Linked DNA regions of Mus musculus: all the other regions are linked to region 3. Evidence: chromatin loops called from intact Hi-C (ENCODE). Cell type or tissue: left cerebral cortex. All regions are shown on one strand.

The links. Peaks named below come from ENCODE experiments on the same cell type or tissue, not always from the same donor. Only the 100,000 strongest peaks of a DNase experiment are listed, where the experiment ranks them.
Region 1: it touches region 3 in a loop (4-fold over the local background); 14 of 42 quality-filtered maps call a loop at or near these places.
Region 2: it touches region 3 in a loop (3-fold over the local background); 6 of 42 quality-filtered maps call a loop at or near these places.

Annotation. Positions count from the first base shown.
Region 1 is chr15:58,163,859-58,171,858 of GRCm38, reverse strand. It overlaps Gm36112 (a long non-coding RNA gene), which reads right to left and starts at 5,731. Exons shown (of 3, transcript XR_003951636.1): 1 at 5,404-5,731; 2 at 3,779-3,872. In left cerebral cortex, CTCF peaks have their summits at 2,682 (motif pointing right) and 3,374; DNase peaks (open chromatin) are centred at 363, 3,313, 3,988 and 6,615; H3K27ac peaks cover 326 bases.
Region 2 is chr15:58,410,664-58,418,663 of GRCm38, reverse strand. It overlaps Fam91a1 (family with sequence similarity 91, member A1), which reads right to left and starts at 3,196. Exons shown (of 24, transcript NM_145959.3): 1 at 2,887-3,196. The coding sequence starts at 2,958. In left cerebral cortex, no CTCF peak of the experiment used is centred here; DNase peaks (open chromatin) are centred at 3,258, 3,943, 5,821, 6,349 and 2 more places; H3K4me3 peaks cover 2,216 bases; H3K27ac peaks cover 1,386 bases.
Region 3 is chr15:58,866,892-58,874,891 of GRCm38, reverse strand. It overlaps Trmt12 (tRNA methyltranferase 12), which reads right to left and starts at 2,243. Exons shown (of 1, transcript NM_026642.2): 1 at 1-2,243. The coding sequence starts at 2,137. The coding sequence ends at 797. In left cerebral cortex, CTCF peaks have their summits at 4,807 and 6,284; DNase peaks (open chromatin) are centred at 2,275, 4,727, 4,884 and 6,322; H3K4me3 peaks cover 1,718 bases; H3K27ac peaks cover 1,333 bases.

The sequences.
Region 1 (8,000 bases), 700 kb after region 3:
CTCACAACCATCCGTAACGAGATCTGACTCCCTCTTTTGGAGTGTCTGAAGACAGCTACAATGTACTTACATATAATAAATAAATCTAAAAAAAAAAAAAAGAAATCATTTCGTTTTTCATTTTAAAGGCCATTTATTTATGCATTTATTTCTACATACACAGATAGAGGCAGCCCAGAGCTAGTCTCTCTCAGCCGCTGATTCACACAGCCTCCTAGAAAGAGGAGGGCGTGGAAAGTCAGAAGCAGGTGTCTCCAGGCACCGGGGACAGAAGGCAAAGGCCAGGGGGAGGGCACAATCTAGTGGCGACCAGAGGCCCTCAGCCAGCTGCCACATCCTGATGAACCAGACTTGGCAGATGCCAGTGACGGTGACAGCGGCCGTTCCCCACCCACGTGAAAGTGTGTGTGGCTCACCCTTCCTGCACTCCCCCAACTTGCCTTGGGTTGTTTTAATTATATTTTACAAGTCAGCCTTTTCTTCACTTCAGAATGATTCTACACAGCCCCTGTTTCCTTCCAAGAGGCAACAGAGCATCCAAAATACAGACTATAGAGTCAGCCAGCCCGGCCCTCTGGTTACGGTGGACAGTGTGCCAACCTGGGGTAGGCCTCAGTTCTCTCATCTGCAAAATGGGTGTGATGACGCAGTCTGTGATGGCACTCACAGAGAAGAGTGACTGAGTTGACACTTTCTGTGTGGTAAGATGCATCCCTGTGGTTGTCCAACTTGGGATAGGCTTTACAGAAGCACCCGTTGTGATTCACTAGGGTCCACTTGGTGTTCTCTGCTTAGTGTTATGGGCCTGAGAAAGACAAAGAGAAACAGCCAGCTCACGCCTCACCATAGTGCTAGTTTAAGCCAGTGGTATCAACCATTTTTTCAGAAAACATCTGTTTTAAACTGAAACCAGATTTATGTCTCAGGAGCTAAAAAGTTGCCTGAAACAGTAGATTTTACCTGAAAGTCATCAGAGGAAAGAAGTAGACTTGGAAAGAGCCGTATGATCTAGTTGGGAGCCAATACTTAAAAAGAAAATCATCTTTTCACATTTGTAGTCCAAACTGAGACCTCCCAGCAAGCTGCTCCCAATTGGCTCATCATGACGTGTCTGCTGAATGTGTGGGACTAAGTCCATCAAGTCAATCAGCCAATCAATCAATCAATCAATAAGTAAGTAAGTCATGTTACATAGCTCTGAGATGGAGAGGCCAGAGAGGAGCACTACGGCAGGAGAATTGTAAGTTTGAGGCCAACCTGGCAAGATCCTATCTCAGAGAAAACAAACTCGGTCATCCTAGCTCTCAGGCAGCTGAAGCAGGAAAGTGACAGCAACTTCAAATCTAGCCTGGGCTACATATGAGACCTGATATCAAAAAATTAACCAAGAAACAAAGAGATGGCAGATCATATTTGAGAGCCCCACATACTAGGGTAAAACTACGGAGATGTAAAGCAATATTTACAGTAATCCACAGTCTAATGGGAAGAAATAAAATATCACATTTTTTTCTCCTATTCAGAAGCTAGGTTGAACAGTGAGTGTGTGTGTGCACACGTGCGTGCGTGTGCATGTGTGCATGTGTGCGTGTGCGTGTGTGTGTGTGCATGCATGTGCATATGTGTTGAAAGTATATGGGGAACTATGGAGGAAAGGGGGTGACTAAAAGAGAAAAGGAGGGAGCTGGAGAAATGACTCAGCGGTTAAGAGCACTGACTGCTCTTCCAGGGGTCCTGAGTTCAATTCCCAGCAACCACATGGCAGCTCACAACCATCTGTAATGAGATCCGATGCCTCTTCTGGTGTGTCCGAATACTGCTACAGTATATATAAAATAAATAAATAAATAAATAAAAATTTCTAAATAAATAAATAAATAGAGAAGGAGAGATGAGGACAGATAGCAGAGGATAACAAGGGGACTTCTCTGAGGAGAAGGGGAGAGGCAATTGGGGGAAGGGATTAGTAAGAGTGAGGCTGGGAGGAGGGAGAGGGGCTGTGACCAGGATGTTAAGTGAATTTTTTTTAATTATTGAAAAGAATGATAATGGAGGGTAAATAAGACCATATAAATAGTTAATATATATAAAATGTCATAACGAAACCTACTATTCCTATGCTCACTAGAAAAAAATTAAAAAGAAAAATACTCTTCTGCAATCAGGTATACATGGTGTAGTGCAGCCACCCTGACATTTAACATGTTTACTGAGTCAGCTTTTCTGCACCCAGGTCCTCGTGCATGCACAGCATGGGGTGAAAGCAGCAAGTTCTCATAGGACTGTTGGTCACACTGAACAGAGGAAAGCTCCTTGCCAGGCGTGGTACACGCACCTCTAATCCCAGCAATGGGAAGGCAGAGGTCAGCTGGGTCTCTGTGAATTCAAGGACAATCGGTCTCCATAGTGACCTCCAAGAGAGCCAAGCTGCATAGAGAGACTATCTCCAGGGAGGAAAAACAAACAAACAAACCAACCAGAGAAGGGGAAGGAGGGGTGAGAGGGCAAGCAGGTGGGCACCTGAGACAGTAAACTGAGAAGTCCATCAATACTCAAGTTATTCGCCGATTTTGTATTGGGAGCTGAGGCACTGGCCTAGGCATGATAAATGCCTGATCTTCTAGATTCTGCTAACTGGGTTCTGGTTTTGTTTTGTTTTTTTAAGATTTATTTATTTACTTATTTATTATATATAAGCACACTGTAGCTGTCTTCAGACACACCAGAAGAGGGTGTCAGATCTCATTACAGATGGTTGTGAGCCACCATGTGGTTGCTGGGATTTGAACTCAGAACCTCTGGAAGAGCAGTCAGTGCTCTTAACCACTGAGCCATCTCTCCAGTCCCTGGGTTCTGTTTCATGTCACATTTTTTGAGAGGAGGAAGCTGAGGCCCTGGGGAACACGTAGAGCTCTCTCAGAGCACTCAGTAGCAGTGGGGTTCATTTAAACTGAGCCTATGAATGACCAGTATGCTGGGCCCTCCTGGGAATACAAAGACCCAAAGCAGGGACTGATAAAACATTGTCCTAAAATACCTCATGACTCAGTAATCTGGCTCTGACTTTAAAATTTTTAGATCAAACATCAGATTCTAGGGTCTGTAGCATGTACAAAGGGGCCTGCCCTGACACACTGAGTCTCCAGTCTTGCATCTGTTCCTCTTCTCAGATCACCGGCTGCCGCTTATCCAGGCTGCTGTTTGGAACTGGATGCCACACCCTTCAAAGGTGAATTTCCAGTCCTCGAAGCAAACATCGTGCTTGCTCATGATTTTATATAATCATCTCAGCCCCCAAAGAATGCTGGTTTATAGCTGCTGTCTTGTAGGCTGGATAGGAAAATGTGGACAACAGCCCCATCTGCCTGCGAAATAGAAGCAATCTCTAAAAAGCAGCCAACACTGTAGAGAAGCCATGCAAAACATACACTCGTAATAAATAATCAGACTCAGGCTACCCTGACTGGAACATGGCTGTGGCCTCATAAAGAGCATTGTCCCTAATTCGCAGTTTTATATTTAGTTGAATCGTTTCCCTATTTATAATATTCAGTAATTTTAATCAGTAAAATCTTGGTTCTGTTTTTCCTCCCTTTCTTCTCCCTTTTCCCCCCAACCCCCCCCCCCAGAGCCTTGCCAGTACTAGGCCATTGCTCTATCACTAGAATACTTGCCAAGATGTATTTTCCAACTTTTTCTATACTCGAGTTGAAACTATGTATTATAAGATTAGCAACTCACCAATGAAGTCGCCCGGATTATCACCATGCATACTTACTTCGCTGATCCCACATCATCTCATCTGCAAAGTCAGCCTTGCTGGTTACAGTGACATACATGCTCACGTGCCAGGGTGATTGGGACACTGCCTGCTGTAGATCCCCAGCGTTAATGACCTTAGCCAACTACATCGACTACATCCTCCATTGCCCCTCCCAGCTCTGCCCATACCTTTACCCAGTTTGTTAATCTCTCTTCCGACTATCCCATCAGAGTGCTGGCTTCCTTCCAGGACCTAGCGACCAGATTGTACCCTGACCTGCATTTCCAGCTTCAGTAGTCCCTAGGTCCCATATAAGCATGGGTCTTGCCAATCTCTTCAGCTACCAAACCTTTCTTGAGGAGTTGACATCCAAATCGCCCTGGCAAAGGACCCAGTATGAGGCGAAAGGCCCAGAATGCCCTCATCCTGCTATGCTCCAGACAGTCACCCTCGTTCAGGTCTTTGAATTTATCAAGTTCTTACCCTTAATCTCTGTGCCTTTATGGAGTCCCTTCTTCCTAGGCCCTTTCTCACTGCTAAATGTCACCTACTCAGAGATGACTTCCACCACTATATTGTGCAAAGTAAGATCTGGATGCACACACCATGGTTTAAATTTATTATTTTATCTTTTAATTCTTTTATAATGCCATTTAACTTATTATGTAACTATCTGAGTGTTTGTTTGTTTGTTTTTAATGTACTCTCTACTTGATTGCTAGTTCCTTAAGAAAAAGAAATGTGTCTCAACAGTCTTTGGGTGACTCTTACAAAGCATTTGTTACATGTGCTGTGTAGTTATGTCTTAGACTATTAGAAGCAACAGTTAGACTTTATTTTAGTGTGATCCGATTCCCATTGTTCATGAACTCCCAACCAGCTGTGACCCCGACTGTACTTCCATCATACTGCATGCAAAACGTTGAGTATAAACCATTTCAATAGAGATTTAGGAATGCTGAGCACCTGTCTCTTTCACAAGACAAAGATGAAAAACAGCATCCTTTGGTTGCTATGTGTAACTATTAACTGGAATTGTGATGTGTATTACGGACTAAGCACTACGATCAATTTACTTCAAAGCTCCCGTTCACTTCTCACAACAGCTCTATAGTCATAGATCATACTGTCCTTCTTTCCTTCTCCATTGCTGTGATAAACACCGTGACCAAAACTCAACTTGAGGAGGAAAGGGTTCATTTAAGCATATAACTTCCAGATCACAGCCCGACAGTGAGGGACCTCCGGCAGGAACCTAGAGATAGGGGCTGAAGCAGTAACCATGAGGGAATGCTGCTAACTGACTCGCTTCCCACGGCTTGCTCAGCTTGCTTTTTCTTGTGTAACCCGGGACTATCTGTCTAGGAGTGGCACCACCCACAGTGCCACATCAATTGTTAAGAAAATGCCCTACAGACCCACCCACAGGGCAGTCTGATGGAAGCGATTCCTCAGCTGAGGTCGTCTCTTCCCAGATGACCACGGTTTATGTCAAATGCTACCTAGGGCATCATACCATCTCTTGACGATTAATTTTGATTATCAGCTTGATAGCGAGGCACCTAGTAAAGCATAAAGCACACCCTCAGATCTGTCTGTTGGAGTCTCTCCAGAAACTATTAGCTCTTAAGGACACTGACCTGATGAAGGGATCCATCCTTTGGTGGAGTCATAGTAAAATGGCGTAATCAGGTTGTGATGAGAGGTGAGAGGCAAGGACTAGCTGGAAAAAAATAGGTCCCTGGGAGTATGTTCTTGGGAACATATCCTGCCCTGACCTCTTCCTGCCTCCCACTTCCTCTGCTTCCTGCCTACCATGACACGAACTACTCTTGACCTCTCTGCCATGGTGGACTGATACCCAGGAAACAGAGCTCAAATTTTCTTCTCTGAAACTGCTGCTGTCAAGTATTTTTTTTTTCTGAAAATTAATACATCAGCTAAGAACACAGATTTTAGAATCAGGATTTAAATGCACATGCAAACCCTTGCAAACTCTTCAACCTTAAGTTCCGTTTCTTCAGCTAGAAAATTAGTGAGTGGAATGGGTGTGGGGTGGGGGATGGGGAGAGGGTGGAAGAGCACCCTCTCAAAGGCTAAGGGGAGGGAAGATGGGGTGAAGAACTCTGGGGGGGGGATACTAGGAGGAGGGTCAACACTTGGAATGTAAATAAAATAATTTTTAAAAATCAGGGAAGGGAAGGGGAAGGGGAAGAGGAAGGGGAAGAGGAAGGGGAAGGGGAAGGAAAGAAAATTAGTATCATCATGGTAATCACAGGTTATGAGTGTTGCCAGTGTTAAATGCATATGCATATCCTAGTTAACATTAACTGTCACTGGACACAGCTCGGAATCACCTGAAAAATAGTCTCAATTGAGTAAATGGTTTTAACAGGTTGTTCTACGGGCATCTCTCTGATGGAGTGTCTTGACTGCAAATGGATGTAGAAGGCACAGCCCACTGTGAGCGGCACTATCCCCTGGACAGGAGGACCTGGGCTGTGTAAGAAAGCTAGCTAAGTATGAGGCGGCGATTGGGCAAGCAAGGAGCATTCCTCTAAGGTTTCTGTTTGAGTCTCTCTGCCCTAACTTTACTCAGTGATGGGCTGTGACCTGCAAGTGTAAGCCACACAAACACTCCTCCCCTCAGTTGTTTTGGGGCGGAGAGTTTTATCACAGCAACATAAACAACAGGATGTAATGATGTAACACTTATGTTTAGCTCAGTGCTTGGCACATAGAAAGTGTCTCCGTGGGGTGATGTTAGTTACCTTGTCACAAACTGGCCTTCAAGGGCCTTCTGATGAGATAACACACCATACTGCTTCCAGCACAGAGAATGAGTGAGTCACCCAGCAGAGCTCCTCCTTGAGGAGGTCAGAGTCAATCTGCTAGGAACTCATCCTTGGAATCCAGAAGAAGCCGGTAAACGCATTCCTCCAAACGACTGTGTGCAGTTTATGGTCCAAGCACCACCATAAAATCACGTTCCCATTTCCTTTTTTGAAATAGCTATCTGTGTTCCCTGAGAGAAGCCCTGAATTTCTATAGTTCCTGAAATGTCCCCAAATTCTCTGGAGAGAAGGCATGCATTTTTTTAAAACTAGGCTGAACTTCAAGAGGAAAAGCATGAGGTTAAATTCCCTGAAGCTATGACAGTGTAACTCATTTCCTGTTTTGCTCAACTGTCTAGACAGATCTCATAAGCATTAGGTTAAAAAGAGCAGGTTACATATGAATGTGGCCACAGGGAGATTGCAGGCTTGTACCTTTGTCTAGCGACTCCCCTGAAGCAGGGTGTTTCCCCTTTGCTACGACTCTTTCCATTAAGCCCTAAGAAGCTGTCTTTCTTTATATATAGTTTTATTTATTATGCATATATATATATATATATATATATATATATATACACACACACACACACACATATAAATTGTTTGGTTGGTTTTTGGTTTTCTGAGACAGGGTTTCAAACAGCCATAGCTGTCCTGGAACTCACTCTATAGACAATCAGGCTGGCCTCAAACTTAAAGAGATCAGCCTGCATCTGCCTCCTCAGTGTTGGGATCAAAGGTGTGGGCTGCCACCACCCAGCTTGAAGCTGTATTTCAGTGCAGGAATAAAAACCATCTTTTCTCCCCTAAGAATATATTTGCCCCTTGATAATCTTAATGCAATTTTCCCTCTGTTGTGGATAGCCCAGGGGCTAATTATATTTGATATTAATTCAGTTCTCCTGTGAGGGGTTTCAAACAAGGAATGAGTCAGCACTCAAGTGATTTCCTATAAACCTGCTTCCCACCTTAATTTGTACAATAAAGGAGAGCTGACGATTAGGCTGATAAAGTGAAGGTGGAGTGGAAGGTGGGGAGAGAAAAGGAGGAGAAAATGGAAGAGGGAGAGGACGCAGAGGAGGAGGAGGAGGAAGAAGAAAAGCGGAGCAGAAGCGCATGGCCTGGAGAAACTGCAAGTTCTATGGGGTCTCATGGATGTGGACGATGGTAGTGTAGCGGTAGATCTGCCCAATCTAGGCGCACAGCATGTAATCATATTAACTGAGTCGTGTTTTCATTGCCAGGGCATGTTTGGGTGGAGATTTACCACAACATCCCCCAGGTTCTGTCTCTCTTGGAATGCTCTAGGAAGATCAGACTGGTCTTAAACCACACAGAGATCCACTCCCTCTGCCTCCCCAGGGCTGCTGGAAATAAAGGTGTGCGCTACCTCACCTGGCCTG
Region 2 (8,000 bases), 460 kb after region 3:
ACAAGTTCCAAACTTGAGGCGTTGCCCTTCTGGTTCAAAGCAAGTCCCTTAAGTTAGCATTATGTATCAGTGCGCCTCACTGAAGAACGTGAACTCTATGACCACGTGAGCTCCAGGACTAGGTGTGGAGCGTGTGAACGGCCCCATCAGTGAACATGTTAGGACTCACAAACCCCTAAAACCACAGAGCATGTTTCATTTTCCCTCAAGAAATATATAAAATAAATCTGTTCAGCAACTGCTTGACTCTCCACCCTTCTCCAACTCTCCCATCATTTTAAACCACTGTGCCTGGGCTACAGACTACAGACCCAGAGAACGGGGAAGCCAGCCACCACTAGGACACTGTGGGCTGCACATGGGAAGGCTGCTGGATGTAGCGGGGCTTCACAGAAGAGGAACTAGAACAGGCGAGATGGAAAAGAGCACTAACAGAGCACGCCCTGCGCAGCTGATAACCCTGAAAGCAAACTTCCTACCCCCAAGGCACCTACGAGCCCCAATGTAGACATCCTCAGAGGTACTTTGTCTACAAATAAATATATAAATAGGTAAATAAAAATAACCACATTTTAAAAATTGATCCACCATAGAATTTCACTTTAAATACATTCATTGTGTTAAACAATAAATGCCTGATATTAGTAAACTATAGAAAATTCCTAAAAACAATGGCCTGACCTACATTTTTGTCTTCCCATGCTAGGTATGGAGCCCAAGGCCCAGTACATGCTCAGCCCTCATCTACAGCTTTTTAATTAAAAGGCCCTCTAAAGGCTGGTTGCAACCCATAGAACAAAACAAGTTTTTTCCTCAGCTCATCCACACCAGGGTGGAGGGGAGGGGGAGCTAATAGCTCGTAAGATTTTTTTTTTTTAATCCAAGTCTCCTTCCTTCAGCTTTTCAAAATGTGGAAATGAGTCAGTTCCGAATATTAGCCCACCAAAACTTACTGGAAGTCATATCAACATACTTAGTATTTTCAATATCAAAAGACATATTATTCCTACACGTGTCAAACAATGAATGCCTAATATTAGGAAATTACAGAAAAATCCCGAAAACATCCTTTCTTTACCATAAGGAAATCCCTATTCTTAATATAGCTGTGATTTTTATAGCATTTTAGGAGTCATCTCAAGCCAATGCCTCATTACTTCTGACAAACAGCTACTAAAACCAACAACGTACACAGATGCTTAGGGCACAAAACCTAACTCAGAATCTAAGCAGAAAAGGCAGCTTGGTGGGGTGACAGCTGTGATGTGTGTGAGGGGCGACAGCACAGGGACAACACAGCTGAGGGCTAGAACTTGGGGGTTTATAGACAGTGACAGACAGTAGAAAACTGGGCTTGCCTCAGTCCACACTACTGAGTAGTGTGGAGAGAATGAGAAGGTCCTGTGCTGAAGATAAGAAAGCAGACAGAAGGGTGATGTCATCTAAAGTAGACCTTAACTTCAGGACACCAGGGGAAGGCTGGAGAAGGTCTGCAGAAACAAAGGCCACACTTAGCCTGACTCAGAACTGGGCCTTTCAGTGGTTTCACACGCAGAAACTAATCAGTTTATATTTGAACTTAAGTTTTAGCACTGTCCTATGATTGTATTAATAACAATTAAGTTTGGGAAGGCTTTTGCCAATCCTAATAGAATCAATTATTTAAGTTGGGTATAAGCTATTTAAAAAGGAAATGAACTATTTACTCTAGTTGTCTTCAAATATGTCTCAGAACATATGTATCTAAAGAACAAAAACTATCTGCTAAACTCATTCAAATTTAAGAGGAACTTATTCCCAAAGATTTAGACTTGTTCCTTTTTTCAAGTTTCAGAAACTTGACATCTTTGACAACCTATAGACCTTTGCCCCTGAAACACACCTAGGGTTCTGGTGTCTTAGAAGTATTTTGTCACGTGATGTCCACCAGACCCTTAACTCGTTCTCTAGAACTAGGACTCAAAGTAAATCACAAGAATCATAAAAACATTACCACCACCATTCCATAATTCCAAAAGTATACCTGCTGCCCACCACCAAGAGAAACCAGAAATCAGAGGAACTTAGAAACGGTGGGCAGCGAACCCCTGCATTGCATGTAGTAAACATACTATACATGTAAGCACACACATCAAGGCCTTCGTAAAAGTTCAAACCACCTATCCGTTCTTTTCTTTCACCAGTCCATTTACTCTGTCTCTGACAGAAAAGACTCTCCGTGGAGGCAGGATCCTTAAACTATCTGCATGCTCAGTAAACACGACTGAGTAAAACTACCATTCATTGTAAGCATTCGATTAAAAAACAAAAACAAAACCCCTCGGGTCATGCTCCCGTTGATCCTTTATAAACTCAGGCTGTGTAAAGGACGAAGTCCGACAACACAAACCACACACGTACCCTTCCAAATCAGGCCTGACTGCTCTGTCAGCCTCGGCAGCTATCACCCTCACGCATCCAGCCAACATTTCCAAGTGGATCGGAACACGTCTCCGAACTCTGGTGATTGTTCACAGCTCCGGAGACGTACTCTTCCCTCTTCCCGGGGGTGGAGGGCCTTCGTTCCTCATCTTAGTAACTTTTAGTGGTCTTCCAGGGCCAACTTTAAATGCTTTCAGTTACACATGCAACTCCAAGCAGGCAACCTAACCCCCAGAAACGCTCCAGAGGAGGTACGTGTGATCTGTCGCTTTGCACTCCCTTCTCCCACCACTCTCAAGTTTGGGGGCCCGGGGACTTTATTAAAATAAAGATTGCAGGCCGAGGTACCAGGCGAGTCCGGGGGGACACCCGTCCAGCCTTCTTGGGAGACAGCGCACGCCCAGTTTCCCCGAGCCCCCCGACGGCCCGCAGGTCAGGCGACAGAGAAGCAGGGCGGAGCCATACCTGCTTCACGTTCGTTGGCAACTTGCTCCAAGGATAATTGTGCCGGATGTGGAACTCAACGTCGATGTTCATGATGCCGGAGCCCAGGCCCGCGGCGGCCGCGGCTGCCACGCCGCCTGCCGCCCGCGAGCGCCCGGCCTGTCAGCGGAGCCCGCACGTCTAGGCCGCACGAGCACGGCGCCGCCCCATGGCCAGGCCCCCACAGGTCCGCGCGGCGCCGGCCACGGGGCACGGACGGGAGCGCCAACTACGACCCGCGCCTCGGCAGCTCCAAGTTTCTTCCTAGTTTCGGCCTGCCGGAAATGGCTCTGTGCCGACGTCACTTCCGCTCACTGGCCTAGGTCCGAGCGTGGAGCTCCGCCCCCACCCCACCCCCCGCACGTGGTTGAACGGTGCGAGGAAGGCGGGACTCAGAGACCCTCCGAGCCCAGCCAGCCGCGCCTGCGCATTGGGGTGACAGAGGCTCCCTGGTCTGCACCTCTGGGTTTGTGTGACTCAGTTTCCCGAATGTGTGTCTCCAATGGCTCTGTCGGTTGTCTGAGCAAAAGCGCTTCTAATGAAAGAACCACTCTCGCCACCCTGCCGAACAAGAGAACACCGAGTATGCCTGGGCCCCCCCCACCCATTGGCCTAGAGTCGCTAGCGGCGTCATCCCTTCCAAGCATTCGCTGTATCCTGGGGATGGAGAACGTTGGACTCCTTCCAAGATCCAAATTCTTAAAATGTAGGGATTTGAGGTGCAGAAATGTTAACTTGCTTCGATCGCCTTTTTAAACGCAGAACTGGGATGGTTATCCCTACAGCTCTCCTGAGGTCTTTGGGAACGGTTTCTTCCAGAGTATATTTTATTTCCTAAGCAAACTCATTTAACTGCAAGACTTCAGTGGTTCTTTGTCTATTTTTTCATTTTAAAGCAATGTTTTTAAGTCATGTTTTGTTATACACTACTGATAAGAACTGAAAACATTAAAGACGCTTAATCCATACCTCAACAACTGGCCAGTCTGAGGCATGCCATTATATCTAATTATTTGAAACTATTATGGTACACACTGCTCTTACATAGGTGTATTGGTCTGGTTATCTGATCGCAGTAACTTCCTATCCTGCTGAGATCCTCCTCAACGTAGCTAAAATGTTCTGAACTCCAGTAATGCAACAGTATTCAAAAGTATGATCTGTCTACTATGTATCATTCCCTTGCCTCAACAGTCAGTGAAACATTGCCACAGCGACTAGGCCTATCAGAAGAAGAAAGTGAGGTTGGCAGGGCTACAAGAGCCCTCAGAATGGCAGAGCCCACTGGTTTTCACAATGTATTATTTTATGTATGAGTGTTTTGCCTGCATGTGTGTGTGTGTGTGTGTGTGTGTGTGTGTGTGTGTGCACCACCAGTGTGCCTTGTACCTTCAGAGGCCAGAAGAGAGCATCAGATATCAGGTGCCCAGAAGTTGGATTTCAGATTTTTTTTTGCTAAACAAAAGCAAGTGATTTTAGCTGCTGGGCCAACTGTCCAGGCCCAGCCCAAGGCTGTTTATTGGAACCATCCTGTGAATTCCTCAGGAACACCCTTCATAGAAATATTCTGTCTCCTGCTTTAGTTTAGGAAAGTTCATTTAGAGTTAGTGAAATAAATACCCCCTACATTTTTCATAATTCGCATGTGAACAAACAGTATTCTTCAGAATCGTTTTATCTAGTATAATGTAAGTAACAAAATTAAAGATATCTTCATTTTTAAATCCCTACAAATCTTTATTTCAACTGCTGAAAGCAGTTAACCGGGCATGAATCTATTCATCCTTTTTGTATTTTCAATAATAAATCTAATTTGAACTCAACAGAAGCTAGTAATGGTGAATAGATGCCTGCCAAATCAGTAAAGTACAGACCTTTGAGAAAAATCCCACCATGGTGAATTATAAAGGCTCTCAGTATGTAGCCCCCAAGAGCAGATTTTTAAAGGAGGAGATAACATTAGATCAAAGCTATGTGGACAGGAAGAAGACAGATAGCAATTCCTTCAGAGTGGGAACCTGTATCAGATTGATTTATAAAAATACAAGATGCTTGTGGAAGGACTGACCTGTCTCCATTTCCCTCAAGATGGCCAGGAAGCAAAGCGATTCTGGTCATCCCTCAACTAACCCACAAGGTGCAGGGCCTGCTGGGTGGAAACTCCAGGAACAAGATAGTTCCCTGGGCATCAGAAAGGAGAAAACAACTACCAAATGGATTCCCTGGGCAGCGCTGGTGACCTCCTTGAGACATTTTGGAAAACAATAAATCCCATTCTTTTACATTCCTGACTCAGGTCTCTGCCTTTCACATTCTAGAGAAATCAGAAACTACAAGGTTGTGGCAGGGCCCCACCCAAAGACACCTTCTGAGTAAACAATAGCTTCAGACATGCAAATGCCATGTGCCGCCTTCTCTGCCAACTATACTGGGTCAGATTAGAGAAAATTACCCAGCTGGTTTGAGCAACCTGAGCTTGTTCTTAAAATGTAATGATGATATCATGTAGCCCAGGCTGGCCTTGAACTCACTATGTAGCTGAGGACACTGCTGACTTTCTGATCCTCCTGACTTTATCGCCCCAGTATTAGGATTACAGGCAAGTGACACTGTCCCTGGCTTGGTGATCTACTCTTCAGAAAAACTATCAAACTATTCATCCCCAAAGTGTCAACAGAGATAATGAGAAGCAGCAACTTTTAACTAAGGAGCTGTTGGATAGTTCCACTCACAGAGCCCAGATTAGCATGCCCTATGAGGAGAAGAATTACCGCTCACAATGATTCCCATGGCTAGAACCTAGAAGTGCTTCCTTCAGGGCAGTGTGATTAAGATACCCTGGAGATAGGGACATTATCTAGGGCTATCTAAATGGCATAGGGTAATCATACGGTCCTTAACCAGGGAAACAGGGATGACGATGGAAACTGACGTCAGTGGTTTGGGATCACAGCCAAGGCTGTGGAAAGCTCCTAGGAGCTGAAAAGGGAAATGGATTCCTCCCTAAACCTCAAGAAACACTCCTGCCAAGACATTTGAATTTCTGATTTCCTTGACTGTGAGATAATAAATTCTTAATATTGAGCTTTTAACATGGTGATTTGTCACAAGAGCAATAAGATATTACTATACTATCCCGAAAAAAATATCCCCATACCCAAACAAGTGGTGTATAAATTTATATAATCACGTTCTTCCAGTTCCAAATGCAAATACCCTTTCGGGGAATAATCCTTTCTCAGCATTAGGAACATGTTATGTTAGGAACAAATACGTTATCCTTTTCAGAGAGTAATTTGAAAGAAAAAGAAATGCTCAGAGATTGAAATGCTCAGACATTAAATGGGGACAGAAAATAGTTTCTCAAACAGAGAGAAGGAAATTGCATTTTGAGCTTCACACTTTTTCTGGGCCTGTCCTTGGCCATGGGTTTAATTCAGACAGGCTCATCCCTGTTCTAAGGACTAGTTCATCACCCCACACATTTGGATTCGGTTGATCATACCTCTAAGCTTTTGTCCTGGCTAATTTCTCTGCTGCCTTCCCCATACTTGGAGCAGGAGATTCTGTGTCCCTTACAAATTGCCGTAGTTTATGTTCTTCCTTGCAAGGAATCACTGGCTAGCCATTTGGTGTCTGTGTGTCGTCTGTCTCACTCTAGAGGGAAGGACTTTGTTTCATTCCGAAGTCTCTCTTCAGTACCTTGAGTTAGGCTTCCAGCATAAGTGCTTAATATTACATGTATTGACTGAATGAAGCTATGTCACAGACGAGCCTTGCCTGACATCTTGTTCAGAATTATAACACATCTCCAGCCCCCTGCCACCCAACACACTGCATTATTTTTCTCCGTAGAGGGGGACAGGAACATATTGCCATCTAATGCGGTCAGTAAGGGATTTTACTGTTTTAAAACATCCTATTTAGTTAGAGCAGAAGCTTCCCAAAGTCGGGGACTCTAGTCTGCTTGCTGTTCAAGCTTACATTAGCTCAGGCACTCAGTAAACACTTGGGTGGATGAAAACACAGAGCAGTATTCTCATGAAAATCCAGAGGACTCTCTTGAAACTTTGGAAAGCCCTCAGCATCTCCCATATCAGCCCGTGGAGCTGGGCTAGCACACATGGGCCAGAGACCCCAGCCCACTTCCTTCTACCCTCTGCTATGGTGGCTGCTCATGGTGGAAATCATCAACACCCTATGCTGAAGTGGAGAAATGCTTCAACCTCTGTCTTTGTCAAAGGAACAGAAAACATCATCTAGACAGATCACCCCAGCCGCCATCCTCCCTGTGTAGGCTCTTCAGAAATAGTAACGCAGTTGCAACTCCTTTTACTTGTCTTACCATTTACTGGGATTTGGGGTACAAAATGCTCATCTCTATTCCTCTTCCTGGAAAATTTTGCATACTGGCACTGAATGGAATTATTTTTAATTATTTCTTTATTTTATGTGAGTACATTATTACTTTCTTCAGACACAACAGAAGAGGACATCAGATCCCATGATAGATGGTTGTGAGCCACCATGTGGTTGAACTTGGGACCTCTGGAAGAACAGTCAGTGTTCTTTACTGCTGAGCCATCTCTCCAGCCCCCTGAGTGAAATTCTAAAGAAACCAAATAGACATTGGAGAGGGTGGAAAGAGCAGAGTAATATGGGGTGTTCCTTTTGCACTATGGAGTTTCTGTGAATAGTGGGCACATTGTGATTCACATTTGTAATCCCAGCACTCGGGTTGAGTCAGAGGATTGCTGAAAACTCTAGGCCAGCTTGAGCTACATAATGAGTTCAAGGCGAGGCTACGCTAACGAGGAGACCCTGTCTCAAAAAGAAAAAGCAAAGTAGTTTCTGGGCTGTTTCCTTTGCAAATGGCAAGCTAGTGAAGAGATAAAGCTTATTTTTACAGAGAAGCAGATAGGTGCTCTGCCATACAGCCTTCTAAAAACTCCAATACTCCATATCTATGTGTAAATATAGAATACTCTATGTCTATCTTCTGAAGTCTGTTTGTGTTCCAGTCACCATGTCTAATGTGGAAAGGAAGATTCCAAGTGTCAACCCAAAAGGCCTCCACCCCAAAGCTGGACAATTGT
Region 3 (8,000 bases):
AGGTTGCCCTTGAACTTATAGCAATCATCTTGTCTTCAGCCTTCCAAGTACTGAGATTACAGGCATGAGTTATGCCTTAACTCTTTTTAACATAAAATAAAAAAGATCTAATATTTAATACTTTAATACCACACCCACACACAGACACTCCACTGAGAAATGCTATAGAATTTGAGTTACCTCTACTTACTGCCCCTTCCTATGTAATTTAGTCTCGGTATCAAAGCAGCATCACATTAATGCTTCAGTCTGGAGTTCATAACTTGGTCACACTGATTTTTCTCCAACCTATTATTTTCCAAGACCCCATGGCTACCACTTTAGTGCAAACCACTGTCACTTTGTACCTGCAAACTACAAAACATCTGTAGAAATGGACACTGGTTTCCCTATTTTGATCTTGGCTTACCAGTTGATTTCACATAATGTAGCTAGTACTCTGTGGGACCAATACTGTATTTCATGTAATAATGTCTGTATGACTTACTAGAAAAAAAAGCCACACGATCCAATTCAAGGAGGCTCTATATGCAAATAAATCCAAGACCAAATGAATATTAAGGCCATATCACTGAAAGCTAAGGTAAAAAATGCAGAATTCATGTCTGCACAGGTGAAACCTATTTTAATGAGTCACATTGGTTTCCTCTGATACTTTAATACATTCTCAATGTGATCAACAGAAGACAACTTTGGATCGATCTAGAGTTCATTTTCAGACCACAGATCACTTTAAAAGGTCACCAGAAAACAGAAGGGTGAGAACACAGCCCTCGATGAGGCACTCATCTGGCAATTACTGTGTCAGTAAATCTACTCCTTCTGGCCAACTAGAGGTCAGGGGCCGGCATTCTAGATCTAGGACTATGTGATCCACGTGAGGGGCGTAAGATTTCACTGGGTGGACATGCAAGATTCGTGTCCTCCATGGTTTCCCATGCACTTGATGAAGAAGAGAGGCGATCTGAGTTTCTGCAGATTCTGCCCATCTCCACCACTCTGGTTTGTTGGCCGATGATATTTCCCCCCTGAAATTCTCAGTAGTTCCATTTCCCTGTGTATCAGTGGTGATTTTCTGGGGACGAGGCCAGTGCTCTTTTTCCACGTTATTGCTTCCAGGTGGCTGTGGAGTCTTTCCTGAGAAAGACTCCACATTTTGGTGGATATGCAGAATACCCCCAACGTCCTTCCGAAGCACTTGGCAGGCAACGGGCCAGCCTTCTTTAGAACTGGGAATGAGCCCGAGGTTCACCCTATCTGCAATGTCTGAGAGCTTCAGTTTCCTGTTGTCCCCAAAATGTATTTGGCACCGGTCTGCCACTCCATTGATCTCCAAGTTGTTTCTTAAAGCAACTACAGCATGAGGATTCCATTCACAGGCATGTACGAAGGCAGCGCCAGCATGAACTAGGAAGGGCAATGTAAAATAACCAATCCCTGCGTAGAGATCCACCAGCACCTCTCCAGCACAGGACAGAGACGCCACTCGAAGTTTCTCGGTGATGTTTCCAAAGGAGAACATGCACTGTGTCACATCAAACTTATACCGGATGCCATTATCCATATGCTCTACCCAGCCATGGTCACCCAGCAGCAGAGTCACTGACGGAGTTCGAGTCCCATCAGGTAGCACCCGCCCTCGTTTTGCCAAACGTTGAACTCCCAGGGCCGAGGCAACAGTCTCCCAGAGTTCTGGCTCCAGACCTTTCCACAGCGTGGCTTGGAAGCAGTCTTCACTAAGCAGCATTAGGTCACCATGCCGTTGCCAAGACCGGGGCAAATCTGCCTCCAACTCAGCGGACCACGTCACTCCGCGGTCCTCCACCCAACGCCTCACCTCCAGACACAGTATCTGAGCAGGTGAACGAACCCGGGCCTTTTTGGAAGGAAGAGGATCCGGGAGCCGCGTCAGCACACAAGTGCTGCCTGGGGCCACGCGATCCCTCAGCTCCTGCAGATGCTGCTCAGAAAGGCTTTCCGCCAGCACCGGCAGAGCCACCGCGCCATCCCGCAGCTTCGCCACCCGGTGCAGCCTGTCCAAGAGTTTCTGCTCCTCCAGGTAGTCTCGGTATCTCTGCGTGAACCGGGGCTCAGTCACAACTGCGACAACTACAGACTCCTCACACTCTCTCTCCATGTCGCTAGTGTTTGTACCCCGTCGCCGTCCATCAGCGAGATTCTCCGGCTGCTCTCTCCCTGCAAATCTTCCACTACAACCGGAAGAGCTAAACTCGCTCCGCTACGGCGCATCGGAAGTGACGTCAATAAACAAAGCCAGATCTCGAAGTATTACTGCGATCAGGGAATGGAATTTCGGGTGCAGTGGGTTGCTTTCTGGAACCGCGGCAGCCATTTTTGTTATGGTTAGTCTGTACTTAGGAAACTTAGTAATTCTATGAACTAAAACTCATGAAATGAGTCGATATCCTCCGGAAACGTTATACACTCTCTTTAGCGATGCTCGTAATTTTTTTAAAAAGTGAATTTGCAGTGGATTGAATTTACAGAAAGGATTCCAAAACTCTAGTGTTGCTTATAAATTAGCACCAGCCACCTTATTGTTGGAAATGAAATGTTATAAAGCTTCCTTATTCCCTTTTCTTGCAAAGATTTTCATCACGGCTGCCTTGTTATCCAAGGAGGGAAACATGTCAACTCTCAAAAATGGGAATCTTTGTCTAGAAAATGTTGATTACCCGAACCACCTTGAGAGAATTGCTATTCTAATGAGAGATGGCCCAGAGGGTAAGGGAGTTATTTGCCACCAAGCCTGACAACCAGGATTCCCAGACCCCACATGGTAGAAAGAGAGAACGAAACCCAGGTCTTTTGCAAAATCATCAAAATCTCATAATTGCTGAATCTCTTGTCTTTTGTAAAACACATTTATCTTTTAGGGGGCAGCGTACTCACGCCATAGTGCAGGTGTCAAGGTCAGAAGACAACTTGCAGTGTCTCTCCTCTTTTTCCACCATGTGAGCTCTGAGGAAGAAACGAAACTCAGGTTGTCTGACTTGGTTGCAAGCTCCTTTACTTGTGCAGCCGTCTTGCCAGGCCATTCTCATCCTTTAGCGTATTGACTTATAGGTCTGTAAATGTAAACAGTGAAATGAATATTCATGAGCTATAGCCGTAGTACATTTACGTGGGCCCTATAAGAAAAATCAAATGTGAGACTTTTCTATCAAATGCTGGAAAACTTCTGTTTAGGACAGAAGTTGAAATCTTTTTTATCTCTCCCCAATTGTCAGACTTTTATGCAAATGTTTTAATTTTCCACCTACCCAGTAATCCCTTTGTTTACACAAAGGTCCATTGCTGTATTCCAGGAATTTGATATCCTGTAGCAGTGACTTCTTTCTTCTTCTAACCCTGACCCCTTTCAGCTTTCAATATTTCCTGTGTGCCAGTTCCCTTAATTAAGGCTGTGAGGCTGGACTCCAGACTGGGGAACAGACCCAGTTACCACCTGAGTTAGAATACAAGCCAAATGCACTTCCTGTGTTTGTGTGTTCTCTCTTCTAAGCACACCCTCTTGATCAAGAGGTGAAGTTTGCCTTGCCCAGACAATTAGGTTGGAATAGTAGTCTCTTCCTTTTCAACCTGGGACTTATTTCTAGCACTTTCCCATTGAGAGCATCCTTTTCCCACCAGGCTTGAGGACTCGGGTTATCTATACCTTTTTCTTCCGTGGCTCACTGGTTATTTAAGGCTGCATTGCTTTATTTCCATATACTCAAAAAAGTTTTCCAAATTATTGTTTTTATTTATTTCAGTTTATTTAAAAAATGTACTCTACCATTGTCAGAGAACATATTTTGTATGACTTGGGCTCCTGTAGACTTACTGGAGCCTTTCTCATAGTTTAGAATATGGTCTGTTCTGGGGAACGTTCTATGTGCATTTGACAGGAGTGTCCACTCTGCTCTTGACGTGTGGAATGTTCTGTCTGGTAGCAGGCATCTTTTCAGCTCATGCAAGTAAAACAATTCTGGGGTGGTAGAGTGCTTGTCTAGTATGCTCCAGAGTCTGGGGTCAATCCCTGGTCATACATATTCCTATAAACCTCCAAACACAATTGTCTATAGTCTTTCTTACTGAGACCACACAGTCTCTCTCCAGAGCTGCTTAGGTACCTCATACAGATCTAAGCATTAGATAAGATCTTCTCTCTCTCTCTCTCTCTCTCTCTCTCTCTCTCTCTCTCTCTCTCTCTCTCTCACACACACACACACACACACACACACTTCTACCCCTCTTCTGTGCCCAGAAAACTGTACTTCTGCCCTGTTATTCCACCATACTTGTCAGACCTGAGACAACAAGTGCCTTCACAGGACTTCTTTGTCCCATCCTGTCCTTCTTCAGTAAGACAAGCCTGATTCCATATCACCATGCAGAATTTTACAGTCGAAATCTTTTCATCTCATGCTGGCTATCTTTCCCCAGAGGGAGTTGGTTTGTTTCCAAGAGCTAGGGGATGGAGCTGGACTTTCTCCCTTACTGTATTTCATTATTATTTTCATGAGTACTGCCACACAGAGTTGGACATAATGTATTTACATAAAGAACGTGTAAGTGAACTGTTAAATGAAAGGCTGAAGAAATACCTGAAGGAAAATTACTTCGTAGTTTGAGTGTTTTTGTTTCAAAATATTGTCGCTAGAGGGCAGCAATAGCCAGCACAGAGCAGTCAAAACTGACAAAAGTCCTGGAGGGTTTGCAAGTCTAAAGCTCTTCAAGGATCGCACCTTTTCCACAGGCCTTACTCGACACCCTTAGATGCCCTTTACTGTCACGGACTACCCAGGTAAGCAAACGTAGCTCTTTCCAGGAACGCATTAATAGTACATAGGTTTCACTGTGTGATAAACATTGGTTTTTAGAGTGGTGCACCGAACCCATATATAGTTGTAGTACCGCATGATTCCACTGGGGGCATGCATGGGCCACTTAGCTGGTGACATTCCCAAAAAGAAATGCAAAAAAAAAAAAAAAAAAAAAAAAAAAAAATCTTCACCTCTGGCTCAGAGCTGTGTGGGCGTTCTCTCCACCTTCCTTTGGCTCACTAGATGCTTTTTACACACCTGGCCAATCCTCATATGACAACTTTCGGGAATCACTGAAGACGATGACCTATCATATCCTCGGAGAAGGCTGAAGAGAAGGCACACCCATCTCTTACTTGCACGGAACCTCCCCTCATCTTTGAACTTACCTAAGGAATAGCCCCTATGTTTCCCAGTCACTTTTCTCTGCCTCTCCCCACCCCCTTCTACCATTAAATCTATAGAAAGTTATAGCTCTTCCTTAACATGCTACAAGTTTTCTGTTCATGTCTCACAGGTGGCGCAGGTCAGATATCCTTGTCAAACAGTGGCTTCTTCTGTAACAAGGGCCCTCACTTCTCCCTCCCTTGAAGCTTTGCACAGTGCCTGAATGAGAGGGTGCATGCAGTAGTGAGTCAGTGACATCTCAGAGTGGGCTATTTTGCTTTCAGGATCTGGTTATCCTTGAACTCACAGAGATCCACCTGCCTCTGCCTCCCAAGTGCTGGAACTAAAGGCGTGCACCACCACAGTCTCACACTTGTTCTTAAAGATTAAGTTTCAGAAATGTTCACCTGCATGGGCCCCTTCCAATTGTGTGTGTGTGACGGAGTGTGTGCTGAGCAATCTCCTTACATGTGGGTCATATGTCTTTGTAAAGTTTGCAATGTTTTAATCAAAAGCCGTAAGGATCACCGTGCCGTGCTGTTCATTCTCCCCTCTGGCCCACTCCCATCTATGTAATGTAGCCCTGGAGAGGCTGCTGGCATTTTGGAAACCTGGTAGGTGAAGTCAAAATAAGAGTGCATTGAGTTTTGACTTAGTGGGGTACATGCAAGAGATTGCAATCATCCCCACATGTATAAGGGTATTGGTAGCTATTCCACTTTAGGACTACCTTTCAGTAACATTCCAAAGTTAGCCAAAAACTCACTTGACATCTTAGCTGGAAGATGCAAGGCCAAATGTCTTCTGATTCTATAAATGTGTTGTGCGGTGCTGAGCACCAGAAGGGCAAAGATTGTGCAAGGATCACTAATTAGAGTGTGAAAGATTCTTTGGGTCTTCACACTCTAATTAGATTTTTTTTTGGAAAAATATTTATTTTCATGTGTGGGGGGAGGCTGGGGGAGGCAGAAAGGCCAAAAGAAGGTGTTAGGCCTTTTGTAGCTAGAATTACAGGCTAGAGTTACTTGATATGGTGTTAGGAAGTGAATTGCGATCCTCTGCAAGAGGAGGGCGCACTTGTAACCACAGAGACATCACTTCCCAACAAATGGATTCTGAAACAGAATCTGAATGTGCTGCCAGCTGTTCTAAGCATGTGTGCCCTGAGGATGCTGGGAGACGATCTGAGAGTACACTACCCTCTTTTCTGCTAGCTCAAGGGTTCTCATTGGTAGCGTATTCTCCTGTGCTGGTGGGTTCCTTTCTTTTGGCTGTACGTGGTTTTGGACACTCAGCCACAGTCTGTGCAATGAGCACTGGCTTCTTTACTTCCATCAGTGTGAACCCTGGTCTCGTGGCTCTACTTCTCTCAGCCGATGGAAAATTAGCTTCCTTCCTGGGGTCCTCTCTGCTCACGCTTGAGCCACGGATTTGCACGCTCTCATCCTGTACTGATTTTAGGAGTATCATGACACTAAGGTATAGGGAGGTGGCCCTGGTAAACTGTGGTCACTACTGTCTGCCTCTGGTTCGCCATTGCGGGTTCCCAGCGTTGCAGTCTTTCCAGGCACACCCGAGGACTAGGAGGTGTGGCTCTGTTTCCCTTTCACTCAGGACCCACGTTTCCCCCTCTGTCTGTTTCTTCTCTCCAAAATCCCGAGTCCCCAATGCCAGCTTTCCTTCTCGTTGTGGCTTTTCATTTAGTCTTGAATTCTTCCGTGATTCCAAGGTTTAGGAAGGCATCCAGGGAATCAGGCAGGGAACTACTGCTGTTTTTCGCTCCATCCCGACTAGGGTGATGGAGAGTGAGCAGACTGATTATGAATGATACAAAGGAGGAAATGGGAGAGACATAAATTAATACTTCAAAATATAGCCAGAAGTATATGTTTATTTTGAGTATTGTATCAAGTTTGGTCTTGTGAAAATGTTGTGTACGATGTTACTTGGTCTGGTGGTTTGAATAGGTATGTACCCTTATCCCCCTTACCTCCCCCATAGATTCATGTGTTTGAATGCTTGACCCACAGCGGATAGCACTATTAGGAGGTGTGGCCCCTTTGGAGTGGGTGTGGCCTTGTTGGAAGAAGTGGGTCACTGTAGGGGGAGGCTTTGAGGTCTCCTATGCTCAAGCTCCACCCAGTGTGAAATTCAGTCTTTCCTCTGTTGCCTATGGATTAAGATGTAGAACTCTCAGCTCCTCCAGCATCAAGTTTGCCTTCTTGCTGCCCTGCTTCCTGCCATTTTGATAATGATATTGTTTTGATCATTTTGTTTCTTCACAGCAATAAAACCCTAAGACAGTCTACATGACAGCCCCTAGTTGAGCTTCACTCTTGGTCTACTGACTGCTGGGGTCCAGGAGTCACCTCATGGACACCAATCTCAGTCAGACAGGGATAGTTTATTGAGCCCCAGAACTGATTGATCAGGGCCACAGTTCAGACTTGGGAGCCACAAAAATCTGAGCCACGTTATTTCTCTAGTCAGGATTTAGGGGATTTCCTCAGGAACATGCCCTCGCTGTACTCTTATTCTGCTCCCACTGTTTGGGTTATTCAACTGTGGCAGAAGACGCATGCCTTGTCTAACATTCATGTCTTAACTTACCCACCAGGATTGCCCGCGTACATGTCTCTTTCTGCCAGGTAGGATGTCAGTTCCCAGGGAGGTCTTGGGATCTTAAACTTTACTTGACCTCAAAATGGAAGTTTTATTCCAAATAGTTTTGTATATTGGTGCAGATGTTCTTCTTATATTGGGACCCAAGCTTATTGTGGGTAA